2 separate regions of the Homo sapiens genome follow, and region 2 is linked to region 1. The links are chromatin loops, found by intact Hi-C in ENCODE. Cell type or tissue: K562. All regions are shown on one strand.

Evidence for each region. Peaks named below come from ENCODE experiments on the same cell type or tissue, not always from the same donor. Only the 100,000 strongest peaks of a DNase experiment are listed, where the experiment ranks them.
Region 2: a loop joins it to region 1, with 8 times the contacts of the local background. A loop is called at or near these places in 23 of 110 quality-filtered maps.

What each region holds. Positions count from the first base shown.
Region 1 is chr3:14,923,366-14,928,365 of GRCh38, forward strand. It overlaps FGD5 (FYVE, RhoGEF and PH domain containing 5), which reads left to right. Exons shown (of 20, transcript NM_152536.4): 17 at 643-773; 18 at 2,705-2,833. LOC105376963 (a long non-coding RNA gene) reads right to left here and starts at 697. Exons shown (of 4, transcript XR_007095829.1): 1 at 612-697. RefSeq lists silencers at 820-999, 2,277-2,571. In K562, a CTCF peak has its summit at 2,468 (motif pointing right); a DNase peak (open chromatin) is centred at 2,476; H3K27me3 peaks cover 1,433 bases.
Region 2 is chr3:15,037,586-15,042,585 of GRCh38, forward strand. NR2C2 (nuclear receptor subfamily 2 group C member 2) reads left to right here. Exons shown (of 14, transcript NM_001291694.2): 12 at 415-552; 13 at 1,537-1,642. It also overlaps a transcript of MRPS25 not described here. Among named protein-coding and RNA genes, the nearest start is that of MRPS25, 25 kb to the right of the region's middle. In K562, a CTCF peak has its summit at 3,808; a DNase peak (open chromatin) is centred at 3,466.

The DNA.
Region 1 (5,000 bases):
GTGTCCCCAGAAGAAGAGCTCTGTGGGTAGCTAAGCTTAGGAATCAGTGTGTGTGTAAGGGGACAGAGGCAGGGAGCTCCTGTGTCCTTTACCATAGAGGCCCTCTTGTCAAGTATCCTATAGGCCTGTGCCTGTAGCGCCTTTCTGGGACTAAGGACTATATAAGCGTGGCAGCAGAGGAGCTGGGGTCAGGGAGGGGTGAAGCTGTTCCACACAGGAGCCTTGGGAAGCTGAGCCGGCCCCTGAGAGACCTGGTCAGTGCTGAAGGGACAGGCCTTGCCCAAGCAGGGTCAAGTTCCCAGGAAGGAGAGCAGGTGTATCTTGGGCCTAAAACTAAAGTCTTTCCCTGGCCTCCACTCCACGGGGCTGGACTAAGGTCATCAGAGAAGACAGCCCAGTCCCTGCTACCTGGAGGCCTGGAGGTGAAGGGCTGTCCAGCGCCCTGGAAAAGCGTCCCCTCCCCAGCCCCCATAGCCTTTGTCTGTTCCTGCAGGAGGGAGGGAGGAAGAGTGCTTGACTTTCAGGTCCCACTTAACCCCCATGGCTCACATTCCTAGAGGGATTTTACAGGAATCAGTGTTCCAAAGACAAGCCGCAGGCACGCCTCTCACCTCCCTTCCATGTGGCTTCTTTCAGTTACAGAGCGGCCTGTGAGCATGAGCTTCCCGCTGTCTTCACCCCGCTTCTCGGGCAGTGCCTTTTCATCCGTCTTCCAGAGCATTAACCCCTCGACCTTCAAGAAGCAGAAGAAAGTCCCTTCAGCCCTGACAGAGGTAAAGCAGGCAGGGCTACCCAAGTGGGAAGTAGGGCATTTGGAAGGTTCATGGTCATCCTGGGTAGACGGAGTCAGACCCTGCCCTGTCCCAGCCTGACCAGTCTCTTCCAGACAGAGCATTCCTAATGGAAGCATCCCAGCTACGAGGACCGACTTGACAGTGATGGTGCTAGGCGACATCTTTCCCATCCTTCTCTCTACCTCTCCCCTCCTCCTCTTTCTTTTCTCTCCTTTTTCTCCTGCCCCATAGCTTAGATCTAGTACCCAAGCAGACTGCACAGATCACGGGGGCTCTTCATTCTAAAGGAGCCAAATTCCTGTGTTGGTCCTTCCATGTCATCCCCTCATCCTAGGGGTCCCAACCCGGCTCAGGTGTTGACGTCCCTGGAGGCCATGGGCTCCGCAGGAAACTTCAGAACTGGCTAAACTCAATTGTATCCCACAAATAGGACCAGATTGTATGTCTGTATTTCCATTCACAACCACAGACCAATGTATGTCTGTGAATACACAAGGAGTCCACAAGTGTGATCAGCTGCTTCCAAGTTAGTCCATTAATATCAAGTAGCAGGTAGCAAGGGTTTAAAAAAGTGTTAGGGAATGGAAAATTTAAATAGGTACAGTTTTATCCATTAACTTGTTCCTTTTGCAAATTAAAAATCTTGGAAATCACACATACGGCCGGGCGCGGTGGCTCACGCCTGTAATCCCAGCACTTTGGGAGGCTGAGGTGGGCAGATCACGAGGTCGGGAGATCCAGACCATCTTGGCTAACACAGTGAAACCCCATCTCTACTAAAAATACAAAAATCAGCCGGGTGTGGTGTCATGCAGCTGTAGTCCCAGCTACTCGGGAGGCTGAGGCAGGAGAATCGCTTGAACCTCAGGGAGGTGAAGGTTGCAGTGAGCTGAGATGGCGCCACTGCACACCAGCCTGGCGACACAGCAAGACTCTGTCTCAAAAAAAAAAAAAAAAAAAAAAAAAAAACACATACATGGTTAAACATTTTTCCCAAAAAAGTACAAAACAGCACATATGATGAAAAGTGAGTTTCTCATCCTTCCCAGCCTCCCTCAATCCCACTGCCATCAAGTTTCTTATGGAACCTTGTGGAAATTTTCATGCACATACATAATACAGATGTACATTCATAGATCTTCTTTTTCTACCCAGAAGACAACATATTATACAGAATCTCTTCTGTTTTCTCCACTTAATTTGTCTTAGAGATCATTTCATAATCACATATATGTATAAACCTCACATTTTTTACATTGCATTCCTCTTTTACTAGTAAGGAAATTGAGACTTAGAAGAAGTCAGCAAATTGCTCATCATTAACCACCTAGTAATTGGTAGAGCCTGAATGGGAAATCCAGGTTGGTATTAACTCCAAGCCTGCGTTCCTCACCACATAAAGCCTGTGGACAGAATACTACTACCCCCCGCCACCACAAAGAGTAGTAATAATAATAAAAGGACTTAACGCTGCACACACCCCACTAGGCAGGAGACTATAATACCTTTTAGGCAACAGTACAAAGAGGATCCCTCCCTAAATGTGAGGAAGAGATAAGTTGAAAGTGCAAGAGTTAATTTTAGAAGGAAGAACCTTTCGCCGAAGTACCTGAACGAAGTTTCTTGAGTTGAGGGGCTTAGGTTGAGAGGGAACCAAGAATCTGAAAAACCACTAGAGGGCAGCATCAGCATTCCCAAAGTCAGCTGGGTCCATTCATTAAATCCTGTTTCTCAAAGCATGAAGCACTATCTTGCTGACTTTGGTACTGGATAGATCCTGAGACCTTATCCAGTGTCAAAGCAGTATAAGTAGTCAGCCAAATGGTTTGCAGTGTCATTTTGAATTGTGCTCTGTTTGAACTGTGCCTGACCACCGGGGTGGGCTGACCGCTCTGCTTCCCTCCTGCCAGGTGGCTGCCTCTGGAGAGGGCTCTGCCATCAGTGGCTATCTCAGCCGGTGTAAGAGGGGCAAGCGGCACTGGAAGAAGCTCTGGTTTGTCATCAAAGGCAAAGTTCTCTACACCTACATGGCCAGTGAGGTAGTAGTGATCTGCACTCTCTCCCCTCTCCTCTCTCCTGTGAAATGACCCCCTGGGGCCTGCACACATCCTGTCACTTGCAAAGCTGTGTGAGTCCTGGCTGCTGAGCCAGTTCTGGTGGCAGTCAAGTCTTTAGTGAGCAATGCCATGTGCTCAATGTTGCTGTGGCTACACAACCACATATCACTTCAAAATCTAAGGAATTTGCAGTTTCTTTGTGGATATAAGAAGGTACGGACATGCCAAGCTGTGCCGCAAAGTGTTTAAATGGCACAGGCCCAGCATCTAGGACAAAGATGGAACAAGCCAGCCATGCCACAAAAGAAAACACCTTCCTACTGTCTGCTTAGATTGCTTGGGGCAAAATTCAGCAGTGTGGAGGAAGCTACTCCCTTTTTGTCTGTCCATTTCTTTTATAGGGTAACTCTAGTAATTCTTCTAAAGAAAACTGAAATCTATATTTTATAGAATATCTTACTTTAGGTGAGAGAGCCTTGGAAATCAAGCTTACTTCCAGAGTAGACAGATGTGTGGCCATGGTTGTGTAGCAGGGTGCTGTCTGGCCCTGACCCAGGCTGAACCTGTTGGATAATGTGAAACATTTCTATCTCCATGCTTCACCAGCTGGTGGCTTCTAGGTGGTCAGGCATAGTTTCAGCTTTGAAAATGGGAGTTAAATGTATTCTGACGAGCTGCAGAGGGTGGGTGCTTTGCTCCACTGGGATATGCATGTCAGGGCTGGCTCTTCTCCCCTGGCCACAGATGCTAGCAAATGTGCAAAAGGCACTTCCTTCTTTGGGGCATGAAGCTTCCCTCTGGAAGGACCTGCAACTGTGAAGGTTGCCGTGTGCCCATTCCCAGGGATCACAGAGGATGGCTTTCTAGAAGAAATTGCTTTGGAGCCATACTTAAACACTTAGCAAGGCCCCACATCTGTTTACTCTAAGCAAAGCAGGCAGACAGGGGATCTGCCATAGGCCTGAGCGGCTTGGGTACCCGGTAAGCTGCACCCCACCCTGAGGGGCCTTTGCCTGTGTCCACAGGTGGGGTCTTCCACACTGTGGGGGATTTTTATCTTTCCAAAACAAACTGAACAGTTGTCATGGAAGTGACAGCATAAGCTTATTTTAAAAGGTGGATTTAGGGGCCTGGCATGGTGGTTCACGCCTGTAATCCCAGGACTTTGGGAGGCTGAGGATCTCTTGAGGCCAGGAGTTCGAGACCAGCCGGAGCAACATAGTGAAACCCTATCTCAACGAAAAATAAAATGAATGAATGAATGAATGAATGAATGATGGACTTAAGTATGACTCCAAAACAGTTTCTTCTAGAAAGAGGAATTTACATAATTTCTCAACCTGTTCCAGCGATGGAATAAAGCTTTCAAATACCATCAAAGAAAAAAAGGTTCTGATGAAGTGGATAGCTGGTTTGCACTGTCTACACCACTGTGCACCCCTATCATGTACCCTGAGGTGGCCCAGAGCTGATGCAACTTGCTATTTAGTAACAGTCCTGGGAAAAAGCGACTATCAAAAATACATAGGAATCTTTATTTTTTCCAACATTTTCTGTTTGTTTCAAGACAGGGTCTTGCTTCGTTGTCCAAGGCTGGAGTGCAGTGGTGTGATCACTGTTCACTGCAGCTTTGAACTCCTGGACTCAAGCCATCCCCCCCAGCTCAGCCTCCCAAGAAGCTGGGACCACAAGTGTGTGACGCCAGGCCTAGCTAATTTTTTTTTTTTTTTTAATTTTTTTTTTTGAGATGGAGACTCACTCTGTCACCAGGCTGGAGTGCAGTGGTGCAATCTTGGCTCACTGCAACCTCCACCTCCCGGGTTCAAGTGATTCTCCTGCCTCAGCCTCCTGAGTAGCTGGGACTACAGGCGCCCACCACCACGCCCAGCTAATTTTTGCATTTTTAGTAGAGACGAGGTTTCACCATGTTGGCCAGGATGGTCTCGATCTCTTGACCTCATGATCCACCCACCTTGGCTTCCAAAGTGCTGGGATTACAGGCGTGAGCCACCACACCTGGCCAATTTTTTTATTTTTTGTAGGGGCAGTCTCACTATATTGCTCAGGCTGTTCTCGAACTGCTGGTCTCAAGTGATCCTCCCACCTTGGCCTCCCAAAGTGTTGGGATTACAGGTGTAAGCCACTGTGC
Region 2 (5,000 bases), 110 kb after region 1:
ATTGTTTTGACAACTAAAAATTACCAGCATTTAATGTTCAGGTGCCTGCAGAGACTTAAAAAACCTAACCAAGTATATAAGCTGTGAGTCTTCAGAATAAAGGAATTATTACTCAGGTACACAATAAAAGAAATTCACAATGTACACCTACAGGCCAGCTGCCTGGCAGCAGGGTCAGGGAGAATCACTGGTCTAGGGATTTGTTATTGAGGCAGAACCCATATTGGAGCAGAATTTGGGTACCTCTTGTCACTTCATCTGCAGCTGGAAAATGAAGCTCTTGTTCACCTTGAGATTACTGATTTTTCATTAAAAAGTGAAATGGTCCCATTTCTTTCCATATGTGGCCCCTCAAATAAGCTGGTTTTATTGTTCTTACCAGCCTTTCTCAGGATCTGTGATGTTGGTTTCTAGATAAACTTTCTGGTGACCGGATAAAGCAAGTCATGGAGCACATCTGGAAGCTGCAGGAGTTCTGTAACAGCATGGCGAAGCTGGATATAGATGGCTATGAGTATGCATACCTTAAAGCTATAGTTCTCTTTAGCCCCGGTAAGATATGCGGTGGGGATGCATGACCCCTTTCCACCTGTATCTACTGATGTTTCTGAACGTGAACATGTTGTCATCATTGGTGTAGAAAGAGCCCTGCAGATTGTATGTGACCTAGTGTTCTTATGATAGGTGTTTTGCTAGATAAATACATAAACGCTTTTAAATTCTTGCCTTTACAGCCCCAAAGAAATATGCTGCAGTGCCTGATGATGTCACGCACTGAATAGATTTAATCTGTGTCCTAATTAAACCATTGGCCAAACAAGACTACACCATACAAAAGTGTGCTGCCACCCGATGTCCTTTCTTTTTTTTCCGGCCCTTTGCCAGTTTCCAAGTTTTGTTAGCGCATATAATCCAGTACACATTGAAGTTCCACTTGTTTGCCCACAGACTGTGTATAGCACTGCAGAGCATGCTAAAAGGTATGTTCGCAGGAGATGAAGAGGCAGCAATCACGATGCCTGGGCTGGCCTCACTCCCCTTATTAACTGTTCTCTCAAGTCCTCTGGAAAAGTCACTTAGGCTAATTGTTCACCTCACAGTAAGGGGTTGGACACAGCTTAACCTTTTTGTCTTCCTTCCCAGCCCTTCACTCACAAACAACAAAATAGCTAATAAAATTGGGACAAATTATATAATTATTTAGAAAGTAAATGACAATTTGTAATTTTATGTGATAGTTTTTAAAACTATGTGTTTTCTAGGGTAGTAGGAAGCCAGATGTCCAGAACCAATCATGTGGGGCTGTTCAGACTGGGATCCACTCAGGGTCCCCGACCCGCTCCCAGGAACTTCAGGCCTGGGCAGAAAACAGAGGAAAAGCCAGTGTTCTAATAATACCCAAACTAGATCAGTCTTTGAGTTCAATTTGTTGTACTTAAGAAGTTTGCAGAAGTTTGACTAAAAGTACTAAGAAGTCTACAAGTGAGACTTTTCAAATACAGAGGGAACTGGGGGGGGGTACTTTTCTGTTTTCAGATCATCCAGGTTTGACCAGCACAAGCCAGATTGAAAAATTCCAAGAAAAGGCACAGATGGAGTTGCAGGACTATGTTCAGAAAACCTACTCAGAAGACACCTACCGGTGAGGCATTCAGGCATATGCGCTCTTGCTTGGGGCTGCAAGGAGTGTGGCTGAGTCTGCAGTTTCTAATATAAATTATGTTAACCTTTCCATTTTTAGCAGCCTGATAGAGCCTCCATTGGATCACACTCTAATTCTTGAGTTTTCTTTGTTTTTTCCAAGCTCCCAAGAGCTAGAGATAATTCTTGAATGCTAGAGGTGGTGTAGAGTGTAGACAGTGCCAGCAGGAGGGCCAGGACTGTGGCTGATTCCAGTTTTGCTGTGTGACTGTGAGCGAGGCCTCAGATTGCTACTCTTTAATTGGAGGAGTTGGAACAGATGCTGTGTGGCCTGTTCTGGGGCTAACACTGTACATGAGGCTTGAGTTCTCATGGAGATTCCTTTGTCCAGAATAGTTTGAAAGGTCTGCTCCTCTGGTCAGCATCCATTGAAGAGGCAGTGCTAGAGTACTTGACAGAAAAGTGCTTATTGACAGAAAATTCTTATTGACAGAAATCAAATCTGACCCCTATAAAGGAGTGGATGAGTTATATAAAGTCATTTTACCCTCAGATAAACTAATGGAAAAAAGTTTGTTTGGGTGCAAATTAGTGGTATTATTTGTAATTAATGTGCAGTAAAAATATGTGTATAAAAATTAGGACCGGGCACGGTGGCTCACGCCTGTAATCCCAGCACTTTGGGAGGCTGAGGCGGGTGGATCAGGAGGTCACGAGTTCAAGACCAGCCTGGCCAAGATGGTGAAACCCCGTCTCTACTAAAAATATTTAAAAAAAAATTAGCCAGGCACGGTGGTAGGCGCCTGTAATCCCAGCTACTGGGGAGGCTGAGGCAGGAGAATCTCTTGAACCTGGTAGGGTGGGCAGAGGTTGCAGTGAGCTGAGATCACGCCACTGCACTCCAGCCTGGGTGACAGAGTGAGACTCCTTCTCAAAAAACAAAAAAAAAAACAACAAAAAAAAACCCTTTCTCGTGCAGCTTTAGGCAGGAAAATTGTTCAGATCTGCCAAAGGTCAGAATGCATTGGCAGGCTTTCCAGCCAAGGATGGAAGAGTGCTGCTTTCCTATGACAACTTCTGACCTACCAGAAGCTACATGAATTTCTGAGACCCTTTCAAGTAAAGTATTTCCTGTTTCCCTCCCCACCATGTCCCCCTAAAATAAACATTGGAACAAAATTGACAGCCTGGGAAGACACACAGGCCCACCTTCCCGACATGTGTCCTCTGCACAGACCTCAGTCTCCAGGAGCCCCATGGAACACAGATGCCCCTGGGGGCTACCCCTTCTGGCCCAGTGCTTCTCAAATGATTTTGCCCCCCAGCAGGGTAACCAGCTCTTAGTCTTTCAGCACTAAAACCAGGACAGTCCCAGTCATTTCTCTGGTGTGACTGGGGGTGTCTTATGGCTGGCTGGTCCTGCTGGTAGACAAGAGCCTGCTTCTCCTTTTGGCGCACTTCTGTTGCCCAGATGTGGCTTTTACAAAAGCAAGATCCATTTTCTACTGGAATCATTGAAGACTTCATCATGAATCTAGAATAACTTCAGCCTCAATACATAGAGAATGGGACTGTCAGGGAATGCATCCACACCCAGAATTTATACATCCAGCCAGGTATACAGTCAGGTTGTCCTCCTAGGAGGCCACAGGCCTGCTCCCCCACAGTTCCCATGGCCAAAAGATGGCTGGAAATGGCCCTCTGGGGCTACTGGCAGAGCCACAGCACACTCGAGAATCACTTTGACAGCAGTGATTCTGTGGCCTTGGAAAGTAGATACAATGTGTCTGAAAACATCATGAGTCACTCCTGTCCAGTCAGGGACCCAGGGTTGGGTAGGGTGACGACAGGTTACTTGGAGCCCAAAATGATAAGGGAGGCTTTCTTATAGGGCTCAGAAATTCACTCGAGATAGTTCTCAAAGAAAAGGGCCTAGAGTGTTTTACATCCTGTTTGCATATTCATTTTTTCTTTATCTTGATATTTACTGTCTGGAATATCCATTTTTTACTCTTCCCCATCCTTGTGCCTTTTCTCATATTGATTATTCCTCCTGAAATGCCTCCCATCCCTCCCCATTCTTTGTATCTCTGCTGATAGAAATCTTAGCCAGCCCCTAAGGCCCAGCTGAGATGGCAGGTCCCTTACACCTTCGTGTGCCCTGCAAGATTGGAGCACAGCGACTCATTGTGGCTGAGTGAATGGATGCTGGTGCTGGAATGCTACCTGCATAGTATGAATACATTTTCCCATTTTAAAAATAAGCAGTATTCACTCTAGAAAAATTTAGAATGTTCTAGAAAGGAAAAAGGAAAAAGAAAACTTTTTAAAAAGCACTATCCAGGGGCAGGGCGTGGTGACTCACACCTGTAATTCCAACACTTTGGGACACTGAGGCAGCAGGATTGTTTGAGCCCAGGAGTTTGAAACCACCCTGGGCAACATAGTGAGACCCCATCTCTATGACAAAAAAATGAAAAATTAGTCAGGTGCGGTGGTGTGCACCTGTAGTCCCAGTTACTCAGAAGTCTGAGGTGGGAGACTCACTTGAGCCTGGGAGGTTGCGGTTGCAGTGAGCTGTGATCACATCACTCCACTGCAGCCTGGATGACAGAGCAAGACACTATCTCAAAAAAACAAAAACAAAAAAGCACTGTCCAGATACCTACTATTAACATTTTGCGTATTCACTTCCAGAAATTTTTTATGTATTGTAATTGGGATCATAAAATACCAAAGGTTTTGTAACCTTTTTTCATGTAATATACAATAACAATACGTACTCTTCTTCATTTTCTATGGTTCCTATTTCCCTGCTAATGAAAAGGTAGGGTGTTTCCGGTTTGGGCTGTCACACATGGCACTGCAGTAGAGTCCTGGCACATGCTCCACTTGCTCACCTGAGATCCAGTCCTGGCTGGGGAATGGCCTGGTCACGTGGGACACTTGAGATACACAGTGTTCAGTGGCCCTCCAGGGCAGCATTGTGGTGCACCCTCCACCCCAAGTTTCTTCAAAATGAAAGCTATTTTACTGCTTTATTTATAATGCTAAATGAACACTGGAAATTAGAGCAGTACAAAAAATAAGAAAAAATCACCTCAAATCCCAATACCCAGAGCCCAACTGTTAGCGTGGTGAACATTTTCCCAATACTTTATATACACATCTATACTTGCTGTTTTATAATCTCCTTTTAAACTTTTATTGAGCAATATGTCATGGATGTCTTTCCTGGTCAGTAAATACAGGTTTGTATTATCGTTTTTTAAATGAGTCTCTAGCAGTTCATCATATGAAGACTCCTACTTTAGTCTGTCCTCTGTTGATGAATTTCCAGGTTTTCTCTTGGTGGTGGG